Regions from separate parts of the Homo sapiens genome. Here region 1 is linked to region 2. A link is a loop called in an ENCODE intact Hi-C map of the cell type or tissue named here. Cell type or tissue: mammary epithelial cell. All regions are shown on one strand. Each heading gives the region's core, and the rest is flanking DNA. Links, peaks and the distances in the headings are about the cores only.

Region 1 (16,213 bases), core at 3,284-11,283, 110 kb before region 2:
TGTTTTCAAAGTCCTAACAATGTAAATGCTGAATTATTCAAAATGTAATTATAATGAAAAGAAAAGGGCTATGCACATGGGGTGGGGGTGCATAAGATAAATTCTCCTGGCCGGGGCGGTGCCTCACGCCTGTAATCCCAGCACTTTGGGAGGCCGAGGCGGGCAGATCACGAGGTCAGGGGATCGAGACCGTCCTGGCTAACACGGTGAAACCCCGTCTCTACTAAAAATACAAAAAAAATTAGCCGGCGCGGTGGCGGGCACCTGTAATCTCAGCTACTCGGGAGGCTGACGTAGGAGAATGGCATGAACCTGGAAGGCGGAGCTTGCAGTGAGCCGAGATGGCGCCACTGCACTCCAGCCTGGGGTACAGAGCAAGACTCCATCTCAAAAAAAAAAAAAAAAAAAAAAAAGATAAATTCTCCTTTATCATGAGAGGTCAAAGGTAATGCCTAACACTGAAAAAGTAAGAAGAGGATAGAGCAATGCCTGTTTAGAGAGCTGGAGGTAAACAAGCAGAACAATCCGCTCTAAGAGTTGAGCTCAGAGAGCAAGGGATGGGGCAGGAGTGACAGCGGGGAGACTGCTGGTCTTTGTAACAAGCCTTGTACCTAACAAGCTCTTGGAATATGCGGGTTGTGTGCATGTACAACTTTAGAGTTAAATTAACACTAGTTTAAAAGTGGCCAAGTAGAGACTAGAACCCAGAGTTGCTTAGTTTAGTGCTTGTGCCACTGTATAATACCCTTTATAAAAAATTACATATATTTTCCACTCTTGAATATAGAGAAAACAATGATATTTTATCAAAACAATGTAATGTACTATTGTTCTTGTCAAGGGTATTGTGTTTTCATTTCATGGACAAAGAAAAAAATCAAATATTCAGCAGTTGAATTGCAGACATACCAGTCTATAATAGGGGCAGGGAAAAACACAATATTCTTGAGTAAGACCTTCTCTGTTAAGGGGCACTCTTTTATTACAGAAACACATAAACACACACAATAAAATACAATGAGGTATCTCAGCACTTTGGGAGGCCAAGGTGGGCGAATCACTTGAGGTCAGGAGTTTGAGACTAGCCTGGCCAACATGGTGAAACCCTGTCTATAATAAAAATAAAAAAATCAGCCGGGCACAGTAGCGGGCACCTGTGTTCCCAGCTACTCGGGAGGCTGAGGCATGAGAATCGCTTGAACCCAGGAGGCGAAGGTTGCAGTGAGCCGAGATCACGCCATTGCACTCCAGCCTGGGTGACAGAGTGAGACTACATCTCTATACAAAAAAAAACCAAAAAACAACAACAACAAAAAACAATGAAGTAAGCACCATAACACTTCCTTGCCCTGCCTTGGTTTCCGCATTTTTTTTTTTTTTTTTTTGGTTTTTTTGAGACGGAGTCTTGCTCTGTCGCCCAGGCTGCAGTGCAGTGGCGCGATCTCGGCTCACTGCAAGCTCCGCCTCCCGGGTTCACGCCATTCTCCTGCCTCAGCCTCCCAAGTAGCTGGGACTACAGGCGCCCGCCACCACACCCGGCTAATTTTTTTTTTTTTTTTTTTGTATTTTTAGTAGAGACGGGGTTTCACTGTGTTAGCCAGGATGGTCTGGATCTCCAGACCTCGTGATTCCCCCGCCTCGGCCTCCCAAAGTGCTGGGATTACAGGCGTGAGCCACCGTGCCTGGCCGGTTTCCTCATTTGTAAAATACCTATAGAGTTTTGTGAATATGTAATGAGGCAGTACCTATATAGTGCTTGGTGCACTTCCAAGCAGGTAGTAATTACCTGCTAAGTCATAAGAAAAATAAGTCCAAATAGACAAACTCATGTCTGTTTGATTTTAAAGCCATGCTCATTCCTTTACATCACATTTCTAAAATAATCCTATTACCACCTTATTAGACAAAACACTGATTTTGATTTTACTCCTGGGTCCACGTGGCATTAAATAAGACACATTGTGATACATATGTATAAAACCTGAGGGTTAGAAAATATTTTCCAGCTCTCTATTTACAAATATTTTATTTATTTAGAAATAGTCGCTTAAAATATGTCTTAAGAATTTGCACAATTAGAAGTGAAGTTCCTGACTTATCAGGACATAAAACTTGTAGTCAACTATTTTCAATAACCAGCAAGTAAATGATTTGTCACTAGATGGCACTGTATTGGATAATATTTTTAAAAACCTTTTTTAGCACAATGAGATCCAACTTGATTTGTCAAATTAAAAGAATATTTTCTTAGTCACAGGATGAGATAGGAGGTCGGCACAGGATACAGGTCACAAAGACCCTGCTGATAACACAGGATGCCATAAAGAAGCCGGCCAAAACTCACCAAAACCAAGATGGCAATGAAAGAGACCTCTGGTCGTCCCCGCTGCTCATTATACACTAATTATAATATATTAGCATGCTAAAAGGCGCTCCTGCCAGCGCCATGACAGTTTACAAATCCCAAGGCAATGTCCGGAAGTTACCCTATATGGTCTAAAAAGGGGAGGAACTCTCAGTTCCGGGAAATCTCCACCCCTTTCCTGGAAAACTCATGAATAATCCACCCCTTGTTTAGCATATAATCCAGAAATAACTGCAAGGATACTCAGTCAAGCAGACCAGGCCGCTGCTCTGCCTATGGAGTAGCCGTTCTTTATTCCTTTTCTTTTTTTGAAACTTGCTTTCACTTTAAAAAAGGAATATTTTCTTTCCAAAGGAGAGGGTAAGATTAAATTACTTCTGTTTTTTAAGTTATTTCATGGCTTTAAAAATTGTTAGGGTTTAATGGAAAAGAAAATAATGATATAATCAAGTTAAATGTCATTTTTAAACAAATCTGATACCTGAATAGTAAATAACTATTCTGATATCTTTTAAGCAGAAATAATTACAAATATCTCTCCTGTTTCCAGTATAACAAATAAGTACAAACACATACTTAACTGCACAACTGCAGTTTGTACTGTTAGCATTTGGTTAAGGGGAACTACATTTCCCAGAATCCTTTTCTATACATGATTCTAGGCTACAGCTAGAGGAATTCAAGAGGTATTCACTTGAGATTGGGAAGGAGGAGCTGCAGCAGCAGGCACTGCTCTCTCAAGTCATTATCCTCTTCGTGGTTAGAGGTGACAGACACAAATGCTGGCAGGGCCCAGCGTGTCCTAACACACCTCTACTCTGCTGTCCAGGTCTCCCTCACAAATATTGAGCCTATTGGTCAACAAGGGCTCCGGGCCCACCACCAGATGCGTGGCAGGAGACAAGGAAGTGACATTCAAGAAATAGTTCCTTATTAACCAAGGTATGTTTAGCAAGCTATAATAATGCAGTACATGAGTGAGGCACCTCCTCACACGGTAGCTTCAGTGTGTTAATAACGTCCTATTAATTGTACAGAATTATATAACCTTTTGTATGGGTCAAATATTACATAACATTTTTTTTTAAAGAACAAACCACATCCCAGGCCAGTCAGTAATCTATTTAAATATTTAGAGATAAGTAAGTTGAGACCACAATGTCTGAGCAAAAGAGTCAGCTAAGGAAATCCAACTTCACCACTCCTTTATTATTTACCAAATTATTATCTGGTTGTTTCTTTCATTTTGCCTGAAAACTTTCTAATATTACAGACTCCGATCCTTAACAGCCAGCCAAACTCCTAAGTCTGTGAGCCAACCACCAATATGGCTTAGTCTTTAATTTACTTTCAGTGCTAATAAACTAGATCTAGTGCTGGAACCCATAATGGGTGCAAAAACAGACTCAATAATTGTGTACTAAAATAATTAATGATTAAGTCATCTTCATATCAGATGAGTCTGATTCAACTCCCCTAATGGCAGAGTTACCACAAAGTAATACAAACAGGCCAGGCGTCCCAGCACTTTGGGAGGCTGAGGCGGGCGGATCACTTGAGGTCAACAATTCGAGACCATCCTAGCCAATGTGGTGAAACCCCATCTCCAAAAATTAGCCGGGCACGGTGGCAGTGTGTGTAATCCCAGCTACTAGGGGGACTGAGGCAGGAGAATCGCTTGAACCCGGGAAGTGGAGGTTGCAACGAGCCAAGATCACACCACTGCACTCCAGCCTGTGCGACAGAGCGAGACTCAGTCTCAAAAACAAAAACAAAAAACAAAGTAATACAAACAAAACATCAAAGCAAACAGAAAAATACAGTCCACTTTTGTGGATAAAAAAATAAGGTTCTGTGTCTGCCATGTTGTTTCTTGTTTGCCTCTGGCAAGTCATCCAGTGACATACAGTCTGAGTGATTGCTTCCAATATAGGTAACTCCCCAAGCCATACCTCTAACACTGGACATCAGCAAAGCCAGAACCCCCTGGGTCCATAAAGCACCTCTGTTCATTTGTGTGTGTTGTCAGTGTTCAGAGAGGGCTCACTATGCTCTGGGGAGTCTTCTAAACCCTTTACAACCATTATCTCATAGGCCTCCAGCCATCCTTATGACATAGGTACTATTATACATATCCTGGTGTTGACATGCACTAGATATATAGCCTTGGAAGGTTTAGTAGAGATTGAGTAGCTTTTTCCAAGGCTATACATCTGGTACATTGCAACACCAGGGTCTGAACCAGCTTGGGTCTGACTGCAGAACCCCAGTTCTCAACCATTAAATGATGGTCCATCGCCTCCACCCCCATTACATGAGAAAAGAATAAACTCTGCCTGATTTATCTTTATATCCTCCAAAAGTATGTAATGAACTTGTATTTAGTATGTGTCAACAGTTATCTGTTGACTAAATATATTCTGAGTGAGAAAGTTAGCTGAGGTACTACTGCCTTTTATCAAAGAATAATTCCTGCTCCAATTTAAACTAGAGAAGACAAGGCTTCAGAAAACCTAACAGCAATGCAGACAATGAAGACAAAAACCAGGGATAAATTGTAATCGGGTAACCCCTACACCTCAAACTTATCCCAGTTTTTAGGATTCCAACTACATTACAGGACATGCACCTAACACTATCGTCATACCTTTAGTTCTATTGACTATTCTGGGCTTCCTCCCAAAATGAATAAACTCCAAGTCTCTGCCCCTCCTGGACCTACTTAACTAAGTGGGCCAAATCCAGCCATTTTCTAAGAGATGCCAATTAGAGAATAACGTTACGTAAGGACAGAACACTGTTTAAATAGGGTATCTTTCTGCCAGTCCCCACTAGTAGGTTTCACACTTGGGTTTTGTCACCCTATCTTAATTGAATACATAGTTTTCTCCTGTAAAGACACAATATTTTGCTTTCTCTTATCTGCTAATGAGAGAATCCTACTTGGTACTCCGCAGTGAATAATAGACTTCGAGTTTGTTCAAAAACACCAAAAAATTTACTGCTATGAAAAACAAAAAAATTACTGCTATGTATCCTGGGAATTCAAATGCTATCCATCTGGACTACATTTTACACATAAAAATCTCACAGTATCCAATTATCATGGTAGGTTTAAAGCAGGGGTATCCAATCTTCTGGCTTCCCGGGACCATACTGGAAGAAAAATTGTCTTGGGCCATACATAAAATATACTAACACTAATGATAGCGATTAGCTAACAACAACAACAAAAAATCATACAAAAAAAAAATCTCATAATGTTTTAAGACAGTTTACTAATTTGTGTTGGGCCGCATTCAAAGCTGTCCAGGGCCACATGTGGCCTGCAGGCCACAGGTTGGACAAGCTTGGTTTAAAGTATCAAAAGGCATCTCCCAAGCCTTCCATGATTTTATTTTATTTTCCCTCTGGCTAGCAATTCCTTGGACTCAGTCCTTTCTGTTAGGCTGGTCTACCTCCACTCCTAGACCCAGGCTGAGCACTCTCTCAAACCCCAAGGTAAAAAGAGGAAGTCGTTTTCCATCTGGGTCCCAGATCTAGTCCTTTCAGGTCAAAAGTTTTCTCCTCAGCTGCTGGACTCACCACTTAACCACTCAGGCTTCCCCCTTCCAGAGGCTTCCCTCTCTGTTTTAGTCCATTTTCTGTTGCTTATAGAATACCTGAAACTGGATAACTTATAAAGAAATGAAATTTATTTCTTACAGTTCTGGATACTGGGAAGTCCAAGGTTGAGAGACGGTATCTGGTGAGAGCCTTCTTGCTGGTCGTGAGTCTCTGCAAACTCCGAGGCAGTGCAGGGCATCACATGGCGAGGGGGCTGAGTGTTGCTCTCTCTTTCTCTTCTTACAGAGCCACAAGCCCCACTCCCATGACAACCCATTAATCCACTAACCCGTTAATCCATTAATCCATGAGTGGATTAATCAATTCATGAGGGCAAAGCCCTCATGACCCAATCACCTCTTAAAGATTCTACCTCTCAATACTGCCACACTGGGGATTAAATGTGAACGTGAGTTTTGGAAGGGACAAACATTCCAACCACCGCACTCTCCTTGAGCATATTCTCAGCCTCACTTCTGTACTGTTTAGCATGGATTCTTATTCCTTGCTGAAAGTCAGTTTTCTTCTACAGCTCTGCCCAGCATCACCCACTCATCTGACTCAGCAAGAGTCACACAAATTGCATATTTTAAGAAGATCCTTTGCGGTATCTTGAGCATTCATCTTCCCTTTACATTTGAATAAAACAATAATGCATGGACTTCTGATTACAGTTTAAGCTCCTTGACACTAGGTAGGCAAATGCCCCCTTTTTGTCCATGACTTTTAGGATCAGAAATTTTTCACCACAGACATTAACACAGTTGCCTTTAAATTACGCAGTCTGAGCAAGACAATAGCTTTAAAATAAAGCAGAAGAGATTTTATAGTTTCTAATCACCTGTATACCAAAACACTTAAATGAACCACTGATGGGGCTTGTCAAATTTTTAATTCTGTCAATCTGCAAGGAAAAAGAAAAAAGAAAATGGAGAGAAAACAATTATCCACCCTCGAAGATTTGGTATTATTTGCCTGAGGGAAGATTTTAGGATGTTTTAGAGTCCCTCTGATTTATTGTTCTTTGTTTTCATCATTACATTAGAATGTAATCTGATCCACTCTGATGGTCCCAGAGAACCATGATCCTTTCTTTCCAAAACATCCACTACAAGACTGGACCTGGCTTTTGGTACTCTTCCTTCTTTAAACTCATTCCAAAAAAAGGCTTCAGAGAATGACTTTCTAAAGTCAACACAAACTTCAGACTTTGGGTCTGTCTCACAATTGGTCACAGAGTGCAGATGAAACTCAAAGTCAGTCGTGCTCTCAAAGCAAAACACTGAACAAAGATAAGCCCAGTCTTCAAACAACACGCAAGCCCACTGGCTTACTTCCGTAAAGGGCCCAAGTTACAGAAACGCCTGTTCTGTAAATGGCTTTGGTTACTTTCTCAGGATCATCTGCTCAAACAGTGATATGTCAGTCACTGCTAAGATCTTTAAAGAAAAACATCTTTCACTGGCACAGGATAGAGCATTCAAGAATTCAAAGAAACATTTGTAGATTAAAAAAAAAAAAAAAAAAACCTTCAGCATGGCAAATCTCAGCCTGTGGCTTTTGGCTTCAGATTACTTGCATAATACTTTGTTTTTGTGAGATCCTCAAAAATGAGTGGTTATATATTTTTCATTTTAAAAAGTTTCTTCCTTTCCTATTTGTGATTAGAATAGAAACTGTTTAGTTTAAAAAAAGTATTTTCCTTCAGAAACCTATCCTACAAATCAACGTAGTTCTGTCAACGACCCCAGATAAATATTAAGTTGGACAGACACATCAAACAACATTAAACAAATAACTATGTGAACTGAATTAATTAGTTACACAATTAATTCTCTACTTTTGGCAAATGCTTGATTCTGTTCTTAAAAGGTTAAATACAATATAAGAGCAGTTTAATGTCATGAGGAGCCTTGTATATTTGCTGAACACCAGGAAAACCTTAAAGCACAACTTCATTAAATTCAAAGCAAAGAGATTTGACTCCTTCAGAGTGACATAATTAGAGAAAGGACTAAAGGGAGAACTGAAGGGTCCTAAAAAGAGCATGGCCTTGGGTATTGGGAAGATCAGGATTTGAATCCTGGCTCAGTTATTTGCCAGCTGTGTGGTCTTGCACAAGCTACATAAACTCTCTGAAAATCAGTTTATTCAGCTGTAAAATGAGAAAAATAATGTCACTGCACAGAATTGTTACGGAGATTCAATGAGTTAGATGAAGCACTTAGAACCAATGTGGCACCTGACACATGCTCGACAGGATGTCTGTGATTGACGTGAATTCCCTTCTTCTAATTCCCTTCCCTGTGTAAAACTGATGTGGCAGATCGTAGGACTTTGTAATGGTTGTAAATAGTTGGTTTCTTGAAAAAAAAAAAAAAACTATATTCAAATTATATTTTTAAGATGCTGAAGGAAATCCTGACAGGTTACAACATGGATGAACTTTGAATACGTTGCGCTGAAACAGGCCAGTCACGAAAGGACAAATATTGTATGATTCCTCTTGTATGAGGTTCCCAGAGTAGTCAGAAAGTAGGATGGTGGTTGTCAGCAGATGGAGGAGAGGGAAATGGGGAGTTGTTTAATGGGTACAGAATTTTTTTTTTTTTTTTTTGAGATGGAGTCTCACTCTCGTCCAGACTGGAATGTGGTGGCGTGATCTTGGCTCACTGCAACCTCCACCTCCTGGGTTCAAGCGATTCTCCTGCCTCAGCCTCCTGAGTAGCTGGGATTACAGGTGCGCACCACCACGCCCTGCTAATTTTTATATTTTTAGTAGAGACAGGGTTTCACCATGTTGGTCAGGGTGGTCTTGAACTCCTGACCTCGTGATCTGCCTGCCTTGGCCTCCCAAAGTGCTGGGATTACAGGCGTGAGCCACCACGCCCAGCCAGAGTTTCAATCATGGAAAGTGAAAAGGTTCTGGAGATGTATGGTGGTAATGGTTGCACAACAATGTGAATGTACTTAATGCCAAAAAAACCACTCAAGAATGATTAAATGGTAAAGTTTATGTTATGTATATATTTACCCCCGCTACACACACACATACTGAAAAGTGCTTGGTATTTTTAAAAATCTTACAACAAATTCTTTTGAAAAAGTTTTGTTGTTGTTTTTGTTTGTTTGAGACAGGGTCTCACTCTGTTCCAATGGCTTCGTATTCCTGCTCATCTCAGCTTGACCTCTTGTGGCTATCTCTCCTTTTGAAACTGTTCTTAAATGGCTCTTTTCCCGAGTGTGCCCTTTAAATGTTGGAGTGTCCCAGAGTCCTCTGCATGACCCTCTCTCGTTTTGCTCAGCAAGCTCTCCTTATATAATCTCACCCATTCACACACATGTGAATATGTTTCCGTCTGCTGGTTCTCTCCATTTGGGTGCCCCATTCTAAAATGTCCAGAACCAAACTCAATGTTTCCTTTCTACTCTCCCATTCAATGGCTATAGGTTAAAAAAAGCTTCCTTCTCTATTCTTCCATCCCTCCCACAACTGTTATCTGCAGCTCTGGTATGTCACGCAAATTCCGCCTCCCAAAATCACATGCAACTTAGTCTTCTCTGCCACATCGCCGCTGTCAAGGCCTAATCCAGGCCCTTCCCCGTGCTCACCTGGACTTTGCAGCAGTCTCCTAACTCGTCCATTCTCTTTAGTCTTCCCCTTCCAGTCCATCTTCCACACTGCTGCCAGGCATTTTTCTAAAATGTGAATCTCCGCCATTCCCCTGATTTTAAAACTTCCAGTGGTTCCCTACAGCCAATGGGGCAAAGGCCAGTCATTCAGCATTACACACATGGCCCTCTCCAATCTCATTTCCTGCTGCTTTCCCACTTCCCAACGCCCCTGAACCTTAAGCTCCATTACAACTTCTCAAGAAAATGACAATTCCCACCTCTACAGCGTGGTACATGCTGCTTCTGAAACATGCTCCTTGTTCTTCTCCATTTGGTGGGCAACTGCACGCTCTTGAAGACTCAACTCAAAACGCCAGTCTTCCCAGACCAACCCCCACAGTCCAAATTAATTGAAGCGCCCAGAGCAGTTTGTGCAGGAGGTTGCAACGCTTAGCACGCAGCACTGCATTTACCTGTTTCTTGCTTCCAAGTCATCCCTGAAACCTTCTGTGTGGAGCAGCACAGGACCAGAAGACCTGCCTCACTCAGTTTGCAGTCACCCCTAGATGCTTCATGGCTTGTGTGGTCTACCTCTCTAGTCACACGTCTCCCAATCCTCAATGCTCAGGGACTCCACTGCCACACTGATGGACCACCATGGTCCAAGCACGTCCACTACAAGGCTTGGGGAAATCTTTCATTCGTTCACTCGACTCACATTTATTACACGTGGAGCTACACGGATGAGACTTGGCTCCTCCCTCAGAGAAGCGAAAACAAACACACAAACAGACACGAATAACACAGGTTGTAGAAACCTACACACAGAGTGATTCCCAGGACATTCTGGAGATGGAGCACACAGTAGGACAATGTGCCCGGCAAGTGTGGGGCCCTGGAAATGGAAGAGACACTCGGTGGAAGCTTCTAGGACCCACAAGGTTTGAAGTGAGACTCAGAGAACATAGAGAGAAAGAGGAGGGAATAGGACGAGTGGGAAACAGGAAATGGAAAATGTATCAATTAACCAGATTAACTTTTTGTCAACTGCTCAAGTACAAGAGTAAGAACCATGACAGAATCTCCAAATATATCCAGATCTTTTTTTTTTTTTAATTGATACAGGGTCTCTGTCACCTAGACTGTAGTGCAGTGGCAAAATCATAGCTCACTGCAGCCTCGACCCCCCGGGCCCAAGCGATCTTCCCACCTCAGCCTCCTGAGTAGCTGGGTCCACACCCAGCTAATTTTTGTATTTTTTGTAGAGACAGCATTTCGCCATGTTGCCCAGGCTGGTCTCGAACTCCTGGGCTCAAGCAATCCACCTGCTCTCAGCCTCCCAAAGTGCTGGGATTACAGGTGTAAGTCACCGCACCTGGCCCTAGATCTTTAACAGTAAAAGTAAACAACACAGTGATCTCTGGAGACATATACATTATCACTCCCTTTCTTTTCTGTCTCCCTCTCTCACACCCACAGACACACAGAAAAAGCTTAATGTCTATGTAATGAATACCTAATGGCAGTACTGACACAGTCAGAGCCTCTGCCCCCTCCAGTCACTTACGATCTGTGCCATCCACGGTGAAGGCACCCAGGTGTCCCTCCCTTCTGCTATTCCTTCTCACCATCCCCTGGCCCTTTTGTCTCTTCTGTGCTCACCTCCCACGCACACTGCAAAACGAGGCTACATCATCAGAGGCTGCCCTATTTATTCAAAGATGATGTTACTGAGAACAATCATATCTTTTTGTTCTAAAACGAACTTATCAACAATAGTTCTTTTTTCACAGCATAAAGACTACTCTTAATTTGGAACCATAGTTATTAATGCTATTGTAATTTAGTTTAAGTCTTAAATGGACCCAACATTTCTTCTTAAAAGGAAAACAACCCTATCAGGAATAATAATAATAATATAATCATCGTCACATCATGTTACAGAGAAAACTCGCATTTAATTTCTGGGTTTGTCAGTGTTTTACTACACAATTCTTTGGTCCACTTAACCTCAAATCCTTACACAAATCTGTGTTATGTCACATAAAGACATTTTAAAATTATTTTCATGTTTTGGCTCCATCTTATTGATAATTATTTCACTAATTTGAAAACAGATTAAATCTATGTACAGATACAGAACATAAAATAATACTAAATAAGGCCAGGCATGGTGGCTCATGCCTGTAATCCCAGATCTTTGGGAGGCTGAGGCGAGAGGGTAACTTGAGGCCAGGGATTCAAGACCAGCCTGGGCAACACAGCAAGACCCCATCTCTACAAAAAATTAAAATTAAAATTAAAAAACCAAGAATCTTTCAATTTAGTATTTACATTTGCTGGTTGCAATTTTAATTATATTTCTTATATATCAATTGCATCCCTGCAAGTTCAGTTAACAAAGCATATGAATAATAGAATCATGCTTGAAGTTGGGAGGTAAGGGAGAAGAATAGGTCTTTGTACTGGATCATGATCTTAAATGCTTACTGACCAGGAAGAAGGGAAAGGGAGGGAAATGAGTGGGGCTAGGGGAGAGCACACATGATAGTTAAAAGCAATATGTAAAGTAAAAAAATAATAAAGTAAGTTGATTTCCAATGCAGTTAAAAGAATCCCTGAAAATGAGTGAGGTAAAATCCTCCTCCATTGCCCTCAATCCAAGAGCTGAGTGGAAGTGCCATTCCAGGGAGGCTTGGGGGTACTATCAGGAGGCAGAAAGATGTAAGATCTCAAAATATGAGTGGTGAATGGTATACCAGCCCCTCATCCTCCCACCTCTAGCACTTTGTAAAAAGTTAATCATCGAATTAAATGTTATAATCCAATTTCCAAAATTGCTCTACTCCACTTAAACTGCTGTCACCTATAATAACCTTGCAAGCAAATGCATTCATTTCAAACATCATTCTCTGCGAATTCTGCAACATCTGAAGCTCTTGATCACTCTGCTTTTTTTGCTCCTGCAGGAACTCAACTGGCTCTTCTTTCTCTCTAATGCAACAGATCCAGCTCCCCTTCCTAATCATATCCCAAACCATGGCTTTCCCCAAAGTCACTGCTCTGATTTTCTCTACATACTCAGTCATTGAAACCTCAACCATCACAGGGAAGGGATTCTGCTGCCTCCCTTCCATGTGTCCTACCTCTGCCCTCTCACTGCCCCCAACTAAATCCATCACTTGACTGCTAGATCGCAGCACTACGATCCACCTCTGTTTCTCCCTTTCTTCCATTCATCTTTGACATTACTACCAGATTAATCTTTGTCTGGATCCCAGACTTTTTTTCCTTTTCAAAATTACACCATCACTCCTCTTTAGGACAGTGTGGTGGTTGTAAAATCTGTTCCCAGATTCTCTGACACACCTCTTTTTAAAAGGTGAAACCTAGCTCCCCTTCCCTTGAATGTGGGCGGAATTTACTGGCTTGTGTCTAAGGAACAGAACATGGCGAGAGTGATGGGGGATGATTTCCAAGGCGTGGTCAAAAAGGGCACTGAAGCTTCTGTCTTGTTTTCTTGCGTCGCTCGATCTGGGGAGTGCAGCTGCCATGTCATAAGGACACTCAACCCTGTGAAGAGTCCCACATAGAGGAGGAATTGAGGCCTCCCACCAACAACCAACACCAACTTGCCAGCCATTTGAGTACACCATCTTGGAAGAGGATCCTCCAGCCCCAGTAAAGCCTTAAGATGACTGAAGACTGGCTAACATCTATTTAAAAATTATTATTTATTTTTTTAATAGAGATGGGGTCTCGCTATGTTGCCCAAGCTGGTCTCAAACTCCTAGGCTCGAGCAATCCTCCTGCCTCAGCCTCCCAAAGTGCTGGAACTAGAGGCATGAGCCTCCATGCCCAGCCCTGACTAACATCTTGACTTCACTGCAAGAGACCCCAAGCCTGAACACTGTTAATGTGATCCCAAATCTCTGACGTACAAAAATTGTTAGAGATAATAAATGTTGATTGATGTTTTAAGCCAATAAATTTGGGGATAATTTGTTACACTGCAATAGATTAGTAGTTCAGAAGGCCTCTGCTGCCAGTGTGACAAATCCAAATGCTTTCTTTGGGCACTCGAGGTTGTCCAATAACTGCTCTTACTTTATCTTTGGGTACAGAAACACCATCTGAGCCAGTTATTTCACTGACCTCACACGACATGTGAAACTCTGCCTCTACTTTAGCCCATGCCATTGTCACACAGAATGTCCTTTTTGGTCCTCTCCACTAAACTAAATTCAACACTTTCTTCTAGGCTCAATTCAAGGAAGTGAATTAAATACCTACACAGGAATTTTTTATAGTTTTTAATGTACATAAATAAACATGTCTGATTTCCAAAACTATGTTTTAGTTATTTAAGATAGAAATTATGACTTATGCTACCCTCACATTCCCCCATACTAATAGATACACAGAGATAACTTATCATGGATCCATTTTTTAAAATGAAATAGATCAACATGTACTGACCTGTTCAGCTATATATGATACATTAAATGGAAACAAAGCAAGTTGCACAAAGAAAATTGAGTGCTTAAGAATAAATTTTAAAAGAAATGTATAAAACACATCTGAGGAAAACTTTAAAGCATTCTTAAAAAGACACAAATGAAGAGTTTAACCACAGACATCTCTTATATTCAGATAGAACAAGTTAACATAAAAATGTCAGTTCATCATAAATTTAGAAATTTAATGTAATCCTCATAAATAAACCAAGTTTTTTTAATGGAGACATACAATTGATACTGAGCCTTGTATTGAAAAATAAATGTGCAGTAACAGCCAGGAAAACACTAACACACTAGAGGGAAGGCCGAGTTCTTCCAGACATTAAATCACAGTCTAAAGCCTCCATGATGAAAAGTGTCTTACTGACACATGAATAGACAGACAAACCAACAGAATAATACAGAAAGTTCAAAAACAGATCCAAGTGCAGATGAAGTTTTAGTATTGTATATTATTAAGGTGGCATCTAAAATCACCAAGGCAAAAACTATTTAATAAATGATGTTTGATATGGTTTGGCTGTGTCCCCACCCAAATCTCATCTTGAATTGTAGTTCCCATAATCCTCACGTGTCATGAAAAGGACCCAGTAGGAGGTAATTTAATCATGCAGGTGGTTACCCTCTTACTGTTCTTGTGATAGTGAGTTCTCATGAGATCTGATGGTTTTATAAGGGGCTGTTCTCCCATTTGTTTGGCACATCTCCATGATGCTGTCATGGGAAAAAGGACATGTTTGCTTCCTCTTCTGCCATGACTGTTAAGTTTCCTGAGGCCTCCCCAGCCATGCTGAACTGTGAGTCAATTAAACAACTTTTCTTTATAAATTACCCAGTCAAGGGGATGTCTTCATAGCAGCATGAAAATGGATTAATACAATGTTAAAATAATTGGCTAGCCACTGGAAAACCTCATTTGGAAAACCTCATACCATAAACCAAAATAAACTCCAAACGAATCAGGGATCTAAATAAAGCAATGAAGCCATACTACCACTAGAAGGGGGAAAAAAGGTGAATTCTCTAACCTTGATGTAGGAAAGGGTTTGCTAACTACAACTCAAAATTGGGAAGACTGAAAGATTGATCGATTTGACTACATAATTTTTTTTTAATTTCTGTATGGCCAAAAATACTCCATTGTAAACATAAGGCAATAGATAAAATGGGAGAAAATATTTGCATCATATCACAGATAAAGGAGTAATAACCATAATACATAAAGAACTCTTAAAGACAGAAACAACAGAAAAATGGGTAAAGGACATGGGAAAATACATACACACACATATATATTCACATATACTCATATACACAGACACACACACACATATATATCTCTTAGATATATTAAAGATGTTCAGTTCCACTCACAGTGGAAGAAATACAAATTTAAATTACATTGAGATGCTATTTCTCAACTATCGAATTGGCAAAAATTTTTTTTAAAAAAAGTCACTCTTGGCTAGGCTATGGAGAAACAGACACTCTCATACAGAGTTTCTTGGAGAACCGGCTGATTCTAGGGCTGAGGCAGAGAAGGTACGCAATGAGAAACATTCTACATGCACAAGAAAGAATATGTTCAAAGAACAATGGAGATGTGTCAAAAGACACAGGAGGCAGCTTGAAGAAACTCCTACTGGCCAAATCTGGGATAATTTAAGCATCAAAATACATAATGATAACACATTAAGACTAATATAAGAATCCATGAATATGCACTGAAATAAATGAGAGTGAAGAGAAAGCTCTTTTTGAGGGAAGAAAGTCAACTATAAATAAATGAAGAAGAAATGATGGACTTTTAAAAATCACCATTAGGAAAGAATAAATGATTCACACAAGCATCAATAGATTTTAAAAGCCTAGGGTTAAAGGTGTGAGGAGTAACAGGACATTAACGAAATCTAAAAATATCATTCCATAAGACAATTATTATTGGAAATAAGGGAGAGAGTAACTTTCCTGAGAAAAACCAGAGAAACCGGAAAATCTGACAGAAACCTGACCTTAACCAAGGGATCCAAGTTAATATCACCAATGGTGAGACAAATAGATATCAGGTGCCTCTGAATATGATGCACTGAGAAGAACGCAGTGTCCC
Region 2 (16,213 bases), core at 2,894-10,893:
TCCCTGGAATATACAATTTAGCTTATCCTTTAGCATCTCTATTTTTCCTCCAGTTGAGTGAGAAGAAACCCTAAGACCAAACCTTATATCTTCCAGAAGCATTTTAAGGAATAACCATGTTTGAAAGATTTCTCTAATGAGTCATATAGAATTCTGTTACTATAGAGAGATTGTCTTCTTTGCTAAGAACAAATAGAGAATAAAGACTTACAAATAAATGAGTTGTTTTAAGAGTCTGTTTTATAGTGTCACCTTTTTGTGAAATTCCCCATTATACTGCCACATTTTAATGTTCTTTTTCTCTGGCCTGGGCTTAGAGCAATGATCTGCCACTCTCATGTATGAACTATGCACTAGAGTACAGAAATATACATAATCTTTGCCTAGGGTATAATTTTAGTGGGCTGACGCAGCAGCACAAGAAAGGCTCTGAAATGCCAGTGGGTTACACATGCATTGATCTTGACAAATTCTATGTGATCAACGTGACCATGGCATACCTTGTGACTTTTTTGGTTGGTTTGCTTAAATGTCAATCAAATTTTAAGATAATTATGAGATGAAATGCACTAGGGGACCTACCACACAGCATCAGGTGGATGTGGAGTGGTTTTGCTACTCATATAAAGTGAAATCCTGCAAAATAACACCCTCAAAGGAGCTGAATGTAAAGGAGAAAGGGGAAGACAATATCTTATCATTAAAAATCAATCAGATATTTACTAAGTGCCTCTTCTGATGACTTCTTACATTTCAGTGGCTAGCAGATCTTGGTTCACAAAATACTTTCACAGACATTATCTTATTTGATCCTCCCAACAACCGGTAAGGTAAGAGAGGTAATCTGAAAATGAGGAAATGGCAACTCTGAGACTTAAGTGCTTTCTGAGGACCTATACTCAGCTTGACGGGGGTGGGGAGCATTGGAACTGCCCAGGTCTCCAAATACTCTGTCCTGTAATCATTCCCTCTTGATCACCCACTATTGTACTCCTTCATTCTCTGTCTGGTCCTGTGGAGGAGTCCAAAGAAATTGGAAGGCGTAAATCTTGCCCTCAGGGAGATTCTGCTCTAGATGAGAGAATGCAAGTTTTCGTAATAAAAACAACAGAGAATTATTAAGTGTTAAACCGTATGAAACAGGCTACAAATATAGTAACAGATTATTTTCACTGGAAAATAAGATGCTATAAATTGTACCCAATGGCCTGAAAAATGTATGTGCAGGTGCCTGAGAATAGTGGTCAACTCAATGTTTCTGAAGTTTTCCAGCCAGGCAATCAATGTTTTCCTAGAGAAGTCTCATGGTTAATTCTTGACTAGGAGAAAAGCCAACAAGCACTATCTTGCCCAGCTCTTTGGTGACACATGGTTGCTTCTAAGAGCCAATTCTTGAATCTTTGAATTCTTTTTAGCCTCTGTTGTGCCTCAGACTGAGAACAGGAAGCTTGTGGGAACCAGTCCTGGCCCTGGTACCTTGTTGCATCCTCTAAACGATCAGTGGAGGCCACCGAGGAAATTGCCTGTTCACCTCCTCCTAGTTATCTAGTTTGCAAACGGAGTAAAGAAGAAGAGTTACTTTTTTTTTTTAAGCTGCCTTGAGGTGGGAGAATGGACACATTTGTTCTCTACTCAGAGAGACCATAGACTTCAAGGGTCTGCAGGGACTCTGTGATCACTTTTCTTTCTTTTTTTAGTTTTTTTAGAGACAGGGTCTCACTATGTGACTATTCACAGGCATGATCACAGGCATGACTACAGTGTCAAACTCCTGGGCTCAAGCAATCCTCCCAACTCCGCCTCCCTAGTAGCTGTGACTATAGGTGTGCACCACTGTGCCTGGCTTTATTTTCTAATGTCTTAATGCTCAAACCTAAAATTCTCCAAATCCATATTTGTTTCAGATGCAAAATTCTATTCCAAATATCTGTTCTTTGTTTTTTTCAGCAGAGCAAGCCTGTCCTTAGAAACAGCTGCAGGCCAGTCACTGTCTCTCCCTGTCTTTATCTTCCCTGCTGAGTGGCATGTTGCTTGCAAGGCCCCATGGGGACTTCCAAAGCCTTCCATAAATGACTGGCAGTAATACTTTTTTTTTTTGAGATGGAGTTTCGTTCTTGTTGCCCAGGCTGGAGTGCAATGGCGTGGTCTCGGTTTACTGCAACCTCCGCCTCCCGGGTTCAAGCAATTCACCTGACTCAGCCTCCCAAGTAGCTGGGATTACAGGTGCCCGCCACTACATCCAGCTAATCTTTTTGTAATTTTAGTAGAGACAGGGTTTCACCACATTGGCCAGGCTAGTCTCGAACTCCTGACCTCAGGTGATCTGCCCGCCTTGGCCTCCAAAGTGCTGGGATCACAGGCATGAGCCACCATGCCCGGCCAGCAATACTTTTTTAAAGATGCACACACCCAGCCAGGTTCACCAGTATTATGGATGTTTCTGTGTAGTCTTCTCCAAAATGCTAATTTGCTGAAGTGTCCATGGGAATAGGCCAACACGGATGGATCTACTGTATAACTTGCCTGCCATCAGGAAAGAGTCAACACGGCAGACACATGCTGGCAGAAACCCTGCTGGAGTTGCCCCTGAGCATTGATGCATACCACCCGAGAGGAGGAGAGGGTGGTGGGAGAAATCAGATCAGAGTTCAGAATGCACCGTAATGCTCTGTAAATGTAAGACTGCACCTTGCAGGAACTGTCAATGCCACTACCAATATCACTCACTTACATCAAGCACTTGAGAGCAGCTGCGAACACAATTCTCTGACTCCTAACCTTAAGCACGTGACTGGTACCACTGGACAACCTATGTTCTCAAAGATGCATCTTTTAAACTACTTTCCCTAGGGGCCCGGCACGGTGGCTCACACCTGTAATCCCAGCACTTTAGGAGGCCAAGGTGGGCAGATCACCTGAGGTCAGAAGTTCGAGACCAGCCTGACCAACATGGTGAAACCTCGTCTCTACTAAAAATACAAAAAAAAAAAAAATTAGCCAGACACGGTGGCACATGCCTGTAATCCCAGCTACTCGGGAGGCTGAGGCTGGAGAATCGCTTGAACCTGGGAAGCAGTGAGCCGAGATCGCACCACTGCACTCCAGCCTGGGCGACAGAGCAAGATTCCATCTCAAAAAAAAATAAAAAATAAAAAAATTACTTTCCCAGGAGTAGAAATGGATTTATGCTGAGTCACTCAAGCTTTCATTTCATCCAGGGGTTGTGAACATAGATTCTGGAACCAGCTCTGTCACATACTAGCCGTATGACCTTGGGAAAATTACCTAAAAATTCTCCATGCCTTCAATTCCCGTGTGTGAAATGGTGATAATTATACCAGCTACCCCATAAAGTTGTTTTGAGGCTTAGAGATGTAAAGAGCTTAGAACATGGCCTAGCACGTATTTTGTACCATGTAAGTGGTATTTTCATTTGTTCTTCTAATATTAATTTAAAACATCTGTGGGCCGGGGGTGGTGGTGCAGGCCTGTAATCCCAGCACTTTGGGAGGCTGAGGTGGGCAGATCATGAGGTCAAGAGATTGAGACCATCCTGGCCAACATGGTGAAACCCCGTCTTCACTAAAAAAAACAAAAATTAGCTGGGCATAGTGGCACGCGCCTGTAATCCCAGCTATCAGGAGACTGAGACAGGAGAATTCCTTGCACCCGGAAGGTGGAGGTTGCAATGAGCCGAAATCATGTCATTGCACTCCAGCCTGGGTGACAGAATAAGACTCCGTCTCAAAAACAAACAAACAAACAGCCTCTGTTCTGACCAGGTATGGGTGGCTCACGCCAGTAATCCCAGCACTTTGGGAGGCCGAAGTGGGAAGATTGCTTGAGGCCAGGAGTTCAAGACCAGCCTGGGCAACATAGCAAGATACTGTCTCTATACAAAATAATTTTAAAAATGAGCTGGGCATGGTAGCACACGCCTGTAGCCCCAGCTGCTCAGGAGGCCAACGTGGGAGGATTGCTTGAGACCAGGAGATCACGGCTGCAGAGAACCATGATCGTGCCACTGCCCTCTGGGCTGGGAGATAGTTAGATCCTGTGTCAAAAAAAAAAATTAAAACAAAACCTCTGCTCTGGACGCTGCTAGGTGTTGAGAGGTAAAAACAAATAACATGCAGTAGGTTCCCTCAGTGGGCTTACGGTCTGTTTTATTACTTTACTGTCACTGTTTTATTTACTTTGCCTAGCACGCCAGTTGCAAAGTACTCAATAAATGTTTCTGAACGTATGATTGTCTTGTGGAAACAGGCAAGCATACCAATAACTTCAATGAAATGACAGGATGTAACTGTGCCTGGCCCATAGTAAGTGTCTGGTACCATATAAGCATTAGCTATCTTAATTATGAGTTTAGTAGAATAAATGCTGAGATTGAGTGTGCGGGCTGAAGGTTGAGGGTGAGGAGGTAGAAGTGCACTCAGGGAAGTCTTCCAAGAGGCAGTATCATTGAGCTTAGTTTTGATCAGCGTGTAGGCGTTAGCCAGTAAGAGAAGAGGGCTAAGTGTGTTCCAGGCAGAAGGAACATTGTGTGCAGAGTTAGAGAGGCGTGAAATAGCACAATACATTCAGGGAACTCCGAGTAGGCAAGAAGGACTGGAGCGCCATCCTTATTGTGACATCCAGCATGCATTTGTTAAATGAGTGTTTGAGATTAGAAGCTGTGGGATGAAACAAAACAAATGAGACATTGCTTGTGTTATTCTGGCCTTCAGCATTGAACTAAATAAGCAGTCATGGACGAAGTGGCCAGAGGATTTGTTCAGTGTCATACTTGCTCTGGTACAAATGCTATATACTTTCCTACCGCACAGTCAGCCTCTTCTTGTCCTCTGCTAGAGGAAGTAAATTCACTTCATTTGTCTTTTTTTTTTTTTCCAAAACAACTGAGATAAATTACAATAAAGTTGAGGAGACTGTAGTGTAGGTGAAGATGTTTTTGCATAGTAACGTATTGCTCTAGAGCAGAGGTCAGCAAACTATGGCCTGAGGGCCAAATCTGATCCACCGCCTGTTTCTGTAATTAAGTTTTACTGGAATACAGCCATGCTCATTTGTATACAGGTTGTCTATGGCTGCTTTAGTGCTATAACAGCAGAGTTAGGTAGTTATGACAGAGACTATACAGCCTGCAAAGCTTAAAATATTTACTGGCTGGCCCTTTACAGAAAGTGTTTGCCAATCCTAGGCCAGGTGCGGTGACTCATGCCTGTAACCTCAGCACTTTGGGACGCTGAGATGGAAGGATCACTTGAGTCCAGGATTTCGAGACCAGAGTCCAGGAGTTTGAGGCCACTCTGACTGACATGGCGAAACCCCGTCTCTACTAAAGGTACACACAAAAAAACTAGCCAGGCATGGTGGCGCATGCCTGTAGTCCCAGCTACTTGGGAGGCTGAGGCAGGAAAATTGCTTGAACCCAGGAGGTGGAGGTTGCAGTGAGCTGAGATTGTGCCACTGTACCCCAGCCTGGGTGACAGAGTGAGACTCTGTCTCAAAAAAAAGAAAAAGAAAGTGAGTGTTTGCCAGTCCTCACTCTAGATTCTTCTCTTCTAATCTGATAAATAACAACCACCTAAATATTTAAAACAAGGTATTGGGTTGGTTCAGAGTCAATGTGGTAAACAATAGGTTATCGAATTTTAAAAATTCACCATTAAGGAGAGAGAAGATTGCACATACGTTACCCATAAAGTGTGTGATAAACATGAATAAATAAATAAACATAGTTTCTACGATTGGCTTTTGAATTTGGCTCTGAGCTTCCTAGCCATGGGGGGCGTTGGGGGGAAGAAGATAATTGATCACCTGTATTAGTTACCTGTTACTTCATAACAAACCATCTTAAAATTGCATGGCATATAACAGCTACCATTTACTATTTCTCGAGTCTGTGAATTGGCTGAGAGGTTCTGCTGATCTGGGCTGGGCCCAGCTGACCACAGTGGGCTTGCTCACACATTTGTGATCAGCTGGTATGTTCGCTTGGAGCTGGCTGGTCTAAAATGGCTTCAGCTGGAGTGGCTCATCTTGACTCCACAGGATGTCTCATCCTCCAGCCGGCTAGCCTGGACTTGTTCGCATAGCCCTGGCAGGTTTCAGAGGAGAGCCGAAGCACACACTTGAGGCTTAGGCTTGGAACTGGAACACCATTATTTCAATTACATTCTAGTGGCCAAAGCCAGCCAAAAGGCAGGCCCAGACTCAAGGAATGTAGAAACAGACTCCAGCTCTTGATGGGAGGAGCTGCAAAGTCACATTGCAAGGGGCAGGGAAACAGGAGGGACAGAATTGAGGCCATGTTTGAAATCACAAACAATCAATCATCATCTAAAACAGCGTGTATTCCAACCACAAAATTTTAAAAGTCATCTCTGTGGTCTAAAGCGGAAAGAACGAGTCATCATACATCAGTCTATTCAGCCCCACCCACAGATATGAATCATCAGTGTCTTCAGCTAAGAGGACCACTATCTTCTAGCTAATGACAAATACAGAGGAGGGGTGGAAAGAAGTCTGTTGGAAATGTGTACATATCACATGAGACCCAGACCCATATTCAAATACCACTTGATGAATTTCACCAGGGAATCAGACTCAGTTTTAATGGGTTAAAGGGATACGGAAAATCATTGTCACAGATGTAAGCAATAACTCAACTAAACATCAGCTTTTGAGGCTCAACCCTAAACAGACCTACAATATTCTGGCTGATTCCCATTTGCCTCCACTTTTATCATTGGGTGGTGGTAAAATTGGTCACTGTATTCAAAGATCATATCACTACCTATGGATATGGATGTGATTGAAATGACAGACAGGGGAGAATTTTTTTTAACTTACTAGCCATGTAATGATTTTTTAAAATTTATTGCTAGAAAATCTTCACTATTACCAAACTTGCCTCAATAAATGATGTTACGTATAAATAGCAACAGCGATGTCAGAAGACCTCCTTAGCATTTCTTTTCCTGGTATGATATGGCTGTCTGTAAGAAGAGAGTAAACATAGATAGCTCTTGCTTCTTACGGTATTTCAGAATCCCCCTAGAAGTTTTTTATATTAAAAAACAAACAAAAAAAAAAACACAAAACTCCCAAACCACCCAGACAAACCCACCCAGCCTAGGTATGAGAATGTTCTTTCAGGCCTAGAGCCAGTCAGGGTCCTTAGCTTTGTTTGCAAGATGCCAGTGCCTTTATACTCAGACTTCGTGGAGCTGCCACCATACTTCTGTAGTAATAGCAGTAGTGAGTGGGGAGGTACATGACAGAATTTAGAGAACTATTAGACGCCCGTTGACTCAGACATCAGGACCACCTGTGAATGGAAATATCTTTCAACTTAGATATAATAAAAAGGAACGGAGCTGTTGATGTTATTGAGGAGGTGGAAACAAAACCTTCAGGATGCTTGAAGATAACTGGTTTATAGGAGGGCTGGGGGCAATAGGGCTGTCTTAGGAAGAACAAATGATGCTTCCAAAATTTGAGTGCAGAAAATCAGAAGTTAACCTTGGGTGGGTCACAAGGTTAAATGTAATGAAGGCTAAGTGTGACAAGGTTAAATGACATAACATATATAAAATACCTGGTGGGTTACTTAGAAGAGTACACCTCAAAAATGTTGGTTCCCTCCATCTCTCTGGATCCCCCACCCCCTTAAGGATTTCTTAAAAAACGAAAAACCTGCCAGCCAGCTGCCACTGGAAAGATGTCAAGTAGGATAAGCTGCTGATAGGTGGTAACAACAAAATCCACATCCAGGTGGATGGAGCAGGGGGATGTCACCTCTCCTGCCCCTCCCCTAATTACAAGTTGGAGGCAGCATAAAGACATTCCTTCCTTCCTGCAGAGGAAGTATGTGTTTTCTCTCAGACCTACCTTGGCATTCCTTGATGTCTTAGAGAAGCAGATGACCCCGGCTGAGCAAGACAGTCAGCAGAACAGCAGCCCTCGATGCTGCAATTGGAAATTTCCATTCTTTGCTTGCAGCTCTGAAAAAAAAAAAAAAATCTAAAGAGCCCAGTAGCTGGGAAATTTCCATGATGGAAAATTTTAACATATTCTTTAGCTCTAAACTATGCAGGTTTATAGAGACTATTTTTTTTTCTTTTGGTAATTTTCTTCTTTAACAATAATTTATGATCATTGTAACACTACAGCTGTGGGAATAAGGAGAACAAAATGAGTTGGAGGGGAATGGGTATGGTTCAGGCTAGTGGGAGGCTGTGCTATCTACTTGTGTGACCACCCAAATAATAGAAATGCAGATTGCTATAAGACCCACTGGTTGGGAATTCATCCAAAATAGAGATAGCTTGCCCTGGAGCGCTGCAGAGAAATCTGTGTAGAGACTGGTAGTGGAAAATGGATGGATAACAACTTCAGACCAGGACATGGGGAGTTCTGTTGCTGGAAAAAGCAACTCAGGCAGGTCTGTTAGACCACTGCTATTTAATCCTAAAACTGCATACAAATCACCTGGGAACCTTGTTGAGCTACAGATTCTGATTCAATAGCCCTGGAGTGAGGACCGAGACTCTCTGCTCCCAGGTGACGCTGATGCTGCCCTTCTGAGGACCACGCTGTGACTAGCTAGGCCATAGATAGCAGGTCTTCATCAGTATAAGGTCAGCTCGCCTTGGGTAGCAAAACACTGCCTAAGGGCAGCTGGAGGTGAGCCCCCGTGGGGTTGTTTGCTCAGATTACAAAGCTAAGGTCTAAAAGTAGAACTGGATGTTTTCTGGAGAGATGCTCCACGCAAGTCTGGATAAAGTGGATCTCTTGAGATGTGGGAATGCAAGCAGTTGCCAGAAGGCTGCTTACTCCAGCAGATTCAAGTTGGGGGCTTCTAGAAATCAATGCCTTTCCAGAGAAACTCTTGCATCAAGCCGGCGAAGATTCCTAAGTTGGTCCTGATTTCTGAGTGATTCTCCAGTGTTGTGGTGTGTGAGTGAAACACCAATGAACCAGCTCCAAATATTGAGGGAAGACTGTTGGTCAGGATGATGTGAAGGAGAGAAGGAGTACAGAGAATAAATTACTTCCACCCTAGCTAGAATAGCTGCCTCATTTTTATTGAGATAAAATAAAAAGGAAATTGAAGAATTTTCCATTTACTTAACAGTTATCTTGCCTTCGTGTTACCAATTTTACAAGGAGAGAGAAAGATAAAAATCTGTGGCATCTTCATTTCAGGGTGTTACCTCCAATTGGTCTGTAATGTATCTGCTGTATATATTTCCTTTTTTTTCCTTTTTTTTTTTTTTGAGACAGAGTCTCGCTGTATCTCCCAGGCTGGAGTGCAGTGGTGCAATCTCGGCTCACTGCAACCTCCGCCTCCCAGCTTCAAGCAATTCTCATGCCTCAGCCTCTCAAGTAGCTGGGACTACAGGCAGCTGCCACCATGCCTGACTATTTTTTTTTTTTTGTATTGTAGTAGAGATGGGTTTTCACCATGTTGCCCAGGGTGGTCTTGAACTCCTAAGCTCAGGCAATCTGCCTGCCTCGGCCTCTCAAAGTGCTAGGATTATAGGTATGAGCCACCGCGCCCAGCCTGCTGTGTGTGTATGTGTGTGTGTATATGTATACATGTATATATATATTATATATATACATATATATTATATATATATGTATATATATATTATATATATACGTATATATATAAAAATATATATACGTATATATACATATATACTTATGTATAATATATAAAAATATATAAAATATAATATATACAATATATAAATATATAAAATATATACAATATATAAATATATAAAATATAATATATACAATATATAAATATATAAAATATATAATATATACAATATATAAATATATAAAATATAATATATACAATATATAAATATATAAAATATAATATATACAATATATAAATATATAAAATATAATATATACAATATATAAATATATAAAATATATAATATATACAATATATAAATATATAAAATATATACAATATATAAATATATAAAATATATAAATATACAATATATAAATATATATAATATATACACATATAAATATAAATATTTACATATATATAAATATATATATTATATATATTTTTTGAGATGGAGTCTCACCCTGTCGCCCAGGCTGGAGTGCAATGGCACGATCTTAGCTCACTGCAACCTCCACCTCCAGGTTTCAAACAATTCTCCTGCCTCAGCCTCCTGAGTAGCTGGGACTACAGGCACCCACCACCACGCCCTGCTAATTTTTGTATTTTTAGTACAGATGGGGTTTCACCGGGTTGGCCAGGCTGGTCTCGAACTCCTGACCTCGTGATCCACCTGCCTCAGCCTCCCAAAGTGCTGAGATTACAGGCATGAGCCACTGTGCCCGGCCTGCTGTGTATATTTTTAAAGCAACATTTGTCCTATGTTTTTTGTCTTCCATTCACTTGAGTTTTGGATGGGTGGTTACTACTACCCAAAGTACACACAGGAGCATATGAAGAAAAGGAGAGGGATATTATGAAAATGTGATGTTGAAATCAGTGTAACAAGCATAGAATTAATTTGAGTATATAATAAAAAGTATTAAAATATATATTGGAAGTAAATGAGTATTCTAATATGCTAACTTCCATATAACAGTTACAAAATTTAAATGGCTTACAGAATTGTTTAGGGATTTGGACCTCCAGAAATTGGTTAATATTTTCCCTTGCAAAAATCTTCACTGTGGAGTCAAGGTATGATTCAGCAATGAAACAGTCTTTCTGATTACTTATGTAAGGCGATCAGTTTGCTTGTTTTTTTCCTTACTATATGTCTTGTTGAGCAATTATTTATCTAGGAACCATCTTACAACCTATAGTCAACCCAATGGAATTTACTAAATCCATCTAAAGTCACATTTTTAAAAATTATTATTATTATTATTTTTTGAGACGGAGTCTCACTCTGTTGCCCAGGCTGGAGTGCAGTGGTGCGATCTCAGCTCACTGCAACCTCTGCCTCCTGGGTTCAAGTGATTCTTCTGCCTCAGCCTCCTGGAGTAGCTGGGACTACAGGTGCGCACCACCATGACGAGCCAAGTTGTGTTTGTTTGTTTATTTTAGTAGAGATGAGGTTTCACCATATTGGCCAGGCTGGTCTCAAATTCCTGACCTCGTGATCCGCCCGCCTCGGCCTCTCAGCCTCCCAAAGTGCTGGGATTACAGGCGTGAGCCACTGCGCTCAGCTAAAAATTATTATTTTTGAGACAGGCTGGAATTCAGTGGCACCATCATGGCTCACGGCAGCCTCAACTCCCCAACCCCCACCACCCACCCACAATGCCCAGCTAATTTTAAAAATTTTTAAATTTTTTGTAGAGATGTGGTTTCCTTATGTTGTTCAGGCTAGTAACAAACTCCTGGGCTCAAGCAACCCTCCCACCCCAGCCTCCCAAAATGCCGGGATTATAAGCATGAGCCACAGGACCTTGTCCTTTTTCAAAATTATTGAGGTGAAATTCACATAACATAAAATTACCTAGGTTATTTATTTTTCTTGCTTTGTTTTGTTTTTTTTTTTTTTTTTCCAGAAACAGGATCTCATTTTATTGCCCCGGCTGGTCTTGAACTCCTGGGCTCAAACAATCCTCTCCCCGCCATCCACCTCGGCCTCTCAAAGTGCTGGGATTATAGGCATGAACCACTGTGCCCAGACAATTACCTATTTTAAAGTGAACAATTCAGAGGCATTTAGTATATTTACAACATTGTACAACCACCACTTGCATCTAGTTCCAAAACATTTGGATCATACCCAAAGGAAACCCCATGTCCATTACGCAATTGCTTCCAACTTCCCCCGGCAGCCCCTGGCAACCACCAATCTACTTTCTGAGTTTGTGTATTTACCTGTTCAGGGTATTTCCTATGAATGGACTCAAATGGCCCTTTGTAAAGTCACATCTTCTTAATAAACATCATAATTATAAAAATCTAATGTTAATGAGTGCATATAACAGGTGAGATATTTAATCCTTACAAGCTTATAAATGGGTATCATTATTAGATAGACAAGAAAACTAGAATTTAGCTTAAATCAATACATTAAATCCATATGCTTGAGATCCATACTTACGGCCAGAGAATAACCTTTGGCCAGACCCAGTTACTCTAGTGCTCTTTCCAAATGCCACAGCCGCATCTCAATTTTCATTTCCCTTATCACAAACAGATGGATAGATACTCCTTCTCAAGCTTAACAACTTCACAGAGCTTGATTCAAATACTGAATGTGTTGCTAGTTGCTTACAGCTGCTATTTCTCTAGCAGTGCAGTAAGTCCAGGCAAACTCTTTTGAAGAGCTCATTAAAACTGCTAAAATAAAGTCTTAGAAGCAGGTGCATTCATTAGCTGAAATGCAGACGATTATGTTAATATCGCATTCAGGTGACAAATTTAAAGGCACCAAATCATGAAGGATAAAAGGATTTTCAAAGCTAAAGTTAACTTCTCCCTTTGTAGAGCTCTTTGTTCTGGTAAGCATGTGACTGACTACAGCTGTCAACACGGGCACCTCCAAAGTTATCTCGCAAAAACAAAGGTGTTTTGCAGTATCATACTTCTTTTACAATTTCCTGGGTCTCTACTGAGGAAAAGAAAGGTAAGGAATTACCTACAAACCTGGTGCTATTTTTCAAATAGGAGATCTGGCACCCCATTTACAATTTATCATCAGATTGGTCTCAGGGGAAGAGGAGACGCGTTAAAGAAGGTGATTAAAATATGTGGACAGTGGGCCGGGCACGGTGGCTCATGGCTGTAATCCCAGCATTTTGGGAGACCGAGGCGGGTGGATCACTTGAGGTCAGGAGTTTGAGACCAGCCTGGCCAACATGGTGAAACCCCATCTCTACTAAAAGCACAAAAAGTAGCCAGGCATGGTGGCACGTGCCTGTAATCCCAGCTACTCAGGAGGCTGAGGCAGGAGAATCGCTTGAACCTGGGAGGTGGAGGTTGCAACGAGCCAAGATCGTGCCACTGCACTCCAGCCTGGGTGACAGAGTGAGACTGTCTAAAAAAAAAATAAAAATGTGTACAGTGGTTCCCAATTTGGAAAAGATGGGCTAACAACTCTTTTACTTTGCCTTTTTTTCCTCCTCAATATTTTGAGCATGAAATATATATGTAACCACATACATATTTCATATGTGTTTGGGAGACTGTTAATAGTAGTTTCGGCTGGGCCCGGTGGCTCACGCCTGGAATCCCAGCACTCTGGGAGCCTGAGGTGGGCGGATCATGAGGTCAGGAGATTGAAACCAGCCTGGCCAACGTGGTGAAACCCTGTCTCTACTAAAAATACAAAAATTAGCTCAGCATGGCAGCGCGTGCCTGTAATCCCAGCTACTTGGGAGGCTGAGGCAGGGGAACCGCTTGAACCCAAGAGGCAGAGGTTGCAGTGAGCCGAGATTGCACCACTGCACTCAGCCTGGAGACAGAGCTAGACTCCATCTCAAACAACAACAACAACAACAAAAACCAGTAGTTTCATCAGGATAATTTTAATTTTCTTTTTTGTGTATATTTTTATATTTCCCAAATTTTCTACAATGAATATGTAAATTTTTTAGAAACTTTAAATGTAATTTTTTTATTAAAATTTATTTTTGAATTTGTAATTTTTCAAGTTATTAAAAATTATCACTTAGCCTCTCCACATTCAGTTGTTTTACCTATAAAGTTGGGTTACTACTGAATTGCATAGCACATGGAAGCTGGATGAGATGTTTCCCCATATTCCATTCCTCCTCTCAAATCCAGGATGTCTGTGGAAATGTGGGTTCCTCTTTAGAAGGCAATATAAGAAAATGCAGCTAGGTATCCAACCATTTATAAGAATATATAAACAAGCTTAAGGATTTTTATGTCTTTCTTCAGAACGTCAATCAAGTGGGCATTCATCAAAGCGAATGTGTCTGTCACTCGCAAAGGAAAAAAGGCTGAACAACCTTTTTAGGCCAAATCTACTTATTTATTTATTTATTATACAAAAAAGTCTGTGAAGGCTTTGTAAGCTAATACTCGACACATTCATTTTTTTTTTTCCAAAACGGTGTGCTAAAATGACTGCTGACTGCAAAATGTAAATAATGAAGCTGCCATAGAGTGGCACCTACTTATGGGGCATGTTTGCATAGAATGTGTGTGTGTTTGCTAAATAGCTTGTAATTAACAAGCTGAAAGGCTGCTTGTACAGTGTAGTAGTCCTATTTTTGCCTGCTGTCCTCTTCAGCTCTTCTCCTTCTAGCTTGCTCTGTACATTATCACTTGCTCTTTTCTCTATACAATTTAGAAGCCCATTGGCCCCCATTTAAAAAGAAAAGCAACATGTAAATCAGGAAAAAAAAATCCCCATTGGGAATGGGTTGGGTAAGCAAAGAATTCTATATAGATGTATACATATACACCCCTCTCCCTGGTCAAGAATGGCCTCGCTGAATCCCTGTTCCAAATGCCGTGACAAGTCTCATTAGCTGGAGCTCATTGTGTGCAGCTCCTTTGACTGCTGGACAGCTCCGAGTCTCCTAGGAATACTTTTCCACACGCCCCATCCTCCTCTGTTTAATTCTCAGAGCTGGCACACACACAAAGGTTTCAGAATCAAGACAAAGTGAAGAACATGGCCAGAAGAGACTCCTGTTCTTCCAAAATAGTGCATTACTATCATAAGATTAGAGGGTAAACTTCAGAGCACAGGCTTGATTGTTTGATTGATTGATTTTTTTTTGAGACAGGGTCTCGCTTTGTTGCCCAGGCTGAAGTGCAGTGGCACAGTCATGGCTCTCTGCAGCCTTGACCTCTTGGGCTCGAGCAATCCTCCCACTTCAGCCCCCTGAATAGCTGGGACTACAAATGCGTGCCACCATGCCCAGTTAATTAAAATTTTATTATTATTATTATTATTATTATTATTATTATTATTATTATTATTATTTTGTAAAGACAGAGTCTCATTATGTTGCCCAGGCTGGTCTCCAACTCCTGGGCTCAAGCAACTCCCACCTCAGCCTCCCAAAGTGCTGGGGTTACAGGCATGAACCACTGCACCTGGCCAAGAACACAGGATTGAAAGATGAACTTGAGAGGTCTCCCTAGTCAAGTTTCCTTTAAATGGATGCTCTCTTCTAGAGCATGCCTGATAGTCATCCAGCCTGACCTTGGATAATCATCCAGCCTGACCTTGAAATTTTCCAATGACACAAACTCTCTTTCATTTTCCCACTTTTATATAGAGTACTAACAGTAATAACCTAATAGTATAACTAATAGTATAACCACAATGCCAAAAAAGAAAAAAAAAGTATGAGTGATTTCTAATCTAATACTGCCAGCATTTTAAAAATCAGCATGTTTTTTTTTTAAGACAATGTCTGGCTCTATTGCCCAGGCTGGAGTGCAGTGGCACCATCTCAGGTCTGCAACCTCTGCCTCCCAGGCTCAAGCTGTCCTCCCACCTCGGCCTCCTGAGTAGCTGGGACAACAGGCCCACACCACCATACTGGACTAATTTTAAAAAGCAGCTATTTTAAAATTTCTGTTATTGAGCCAGAATCCAGGATGCAGTGAGAGTGAATCATTGACTGAAAGACACTTAGAAGGTTTTATTGGTCTGTGGTATTCATCACACCACAAAGGCCAGGCCCTGAAAAGGAAAACTGTGTAAAGAATGTATAAGCCTCAACACCACAGTGTTGTCCAAGTCTATTCCTAATTCATCCTGCTTTGTTGCTCTGACACCTGTACCACAAAAGAAAATTTCTGAGATTATCTTACCTAGGAACCTTGTCTTAAACTATATTCCAGCATGTACAAACACTAAGTTGAGCAAAGTAGGACACATGTCGTCAGGACCTCCTGAGGCTGTGTCATGGAAAAAAATTTTTTTTTAAAGAAAAGCAAAGTTGAGCAAAGCGTTCCCAAGTTACCTAAATTTTGCATATGATGGTATTCCTTCGGAATGCTTTGGGAAGTTCAGCAGGATTCTGAAACAACTAAATGTGACAACACAAAGAACAAAAATAGACAAAGGAAAAAATTTCAAAGATAGTGTGTCCTGTGAAAACAGTCAGATATCCTTTCTTTCCACACTGGCTATATGGGAGAGTCTTTTAAAATAAGTTGTAATGATGAAAGTGGGGTTGAATTTTTTAAAAGCAAATTTTG

What was found. A loop is a pair of places that touch in the nucleus more often than their neighbours do. Peaks named below come from ENCODE experiments on the same cell type or tissue, not always from the same donor. Only the 100,000 strongest peaks of a DNase experiment are listed, where the experiment ranks them.
Region 1: it touches region 2 in a loop (4-fold over the local background); 2 of 110 quality-filtered maps call a loop at or near these places.

Annotation. Positions count from the first base shown.
Region 1 is chr7:131,069,713-131,085,925 of GRCh38, forward strand. All of the region lies in intron 2 of LINC-PINT (long intergenic non-protein coding RNA, p53 induced transcript), which reads right to left. Among named protein-coding and RNA genes, the nearest start is that of LINC-PINT, 32 kb to the right of the region's middle. RefSeq lists enhancers at 269-413, 3,197-3,341, 4,033-4,177, 9,166-9,310 and cis regulatory regions at 341, 3,269, 4,105, 9,238. In mammary epithelial cell, for the core only: no CTCF peak of the experiment used is centred there; a DNase peak (open chromatin) is centred at 6,529; H3K27ac peaks cover 1,963 bases.
Region 2 is chr7:131,182,445-131,198,657 of GRCh38, forward strand. It overlaps a transcript of MKLN1 not described here. Among named protein-coding and RNA genes, the nearest start is that of LINC-PINT, 81 kb to the left of the region's middle. RefSeq lists enhancers at 5,659-6,159, 5,770-6,969, 5,964-6,173, 6,160-6,660, 6,274-6,343 and 3 more and a cis regulatory region at 13,287. In mammary epithelial cell, for the core only: no CTCF peak of the experiment used is centred there; a DNase peak (open chromatin) is centred at 6,207; H3K27ac peaks cover 1,891 bases.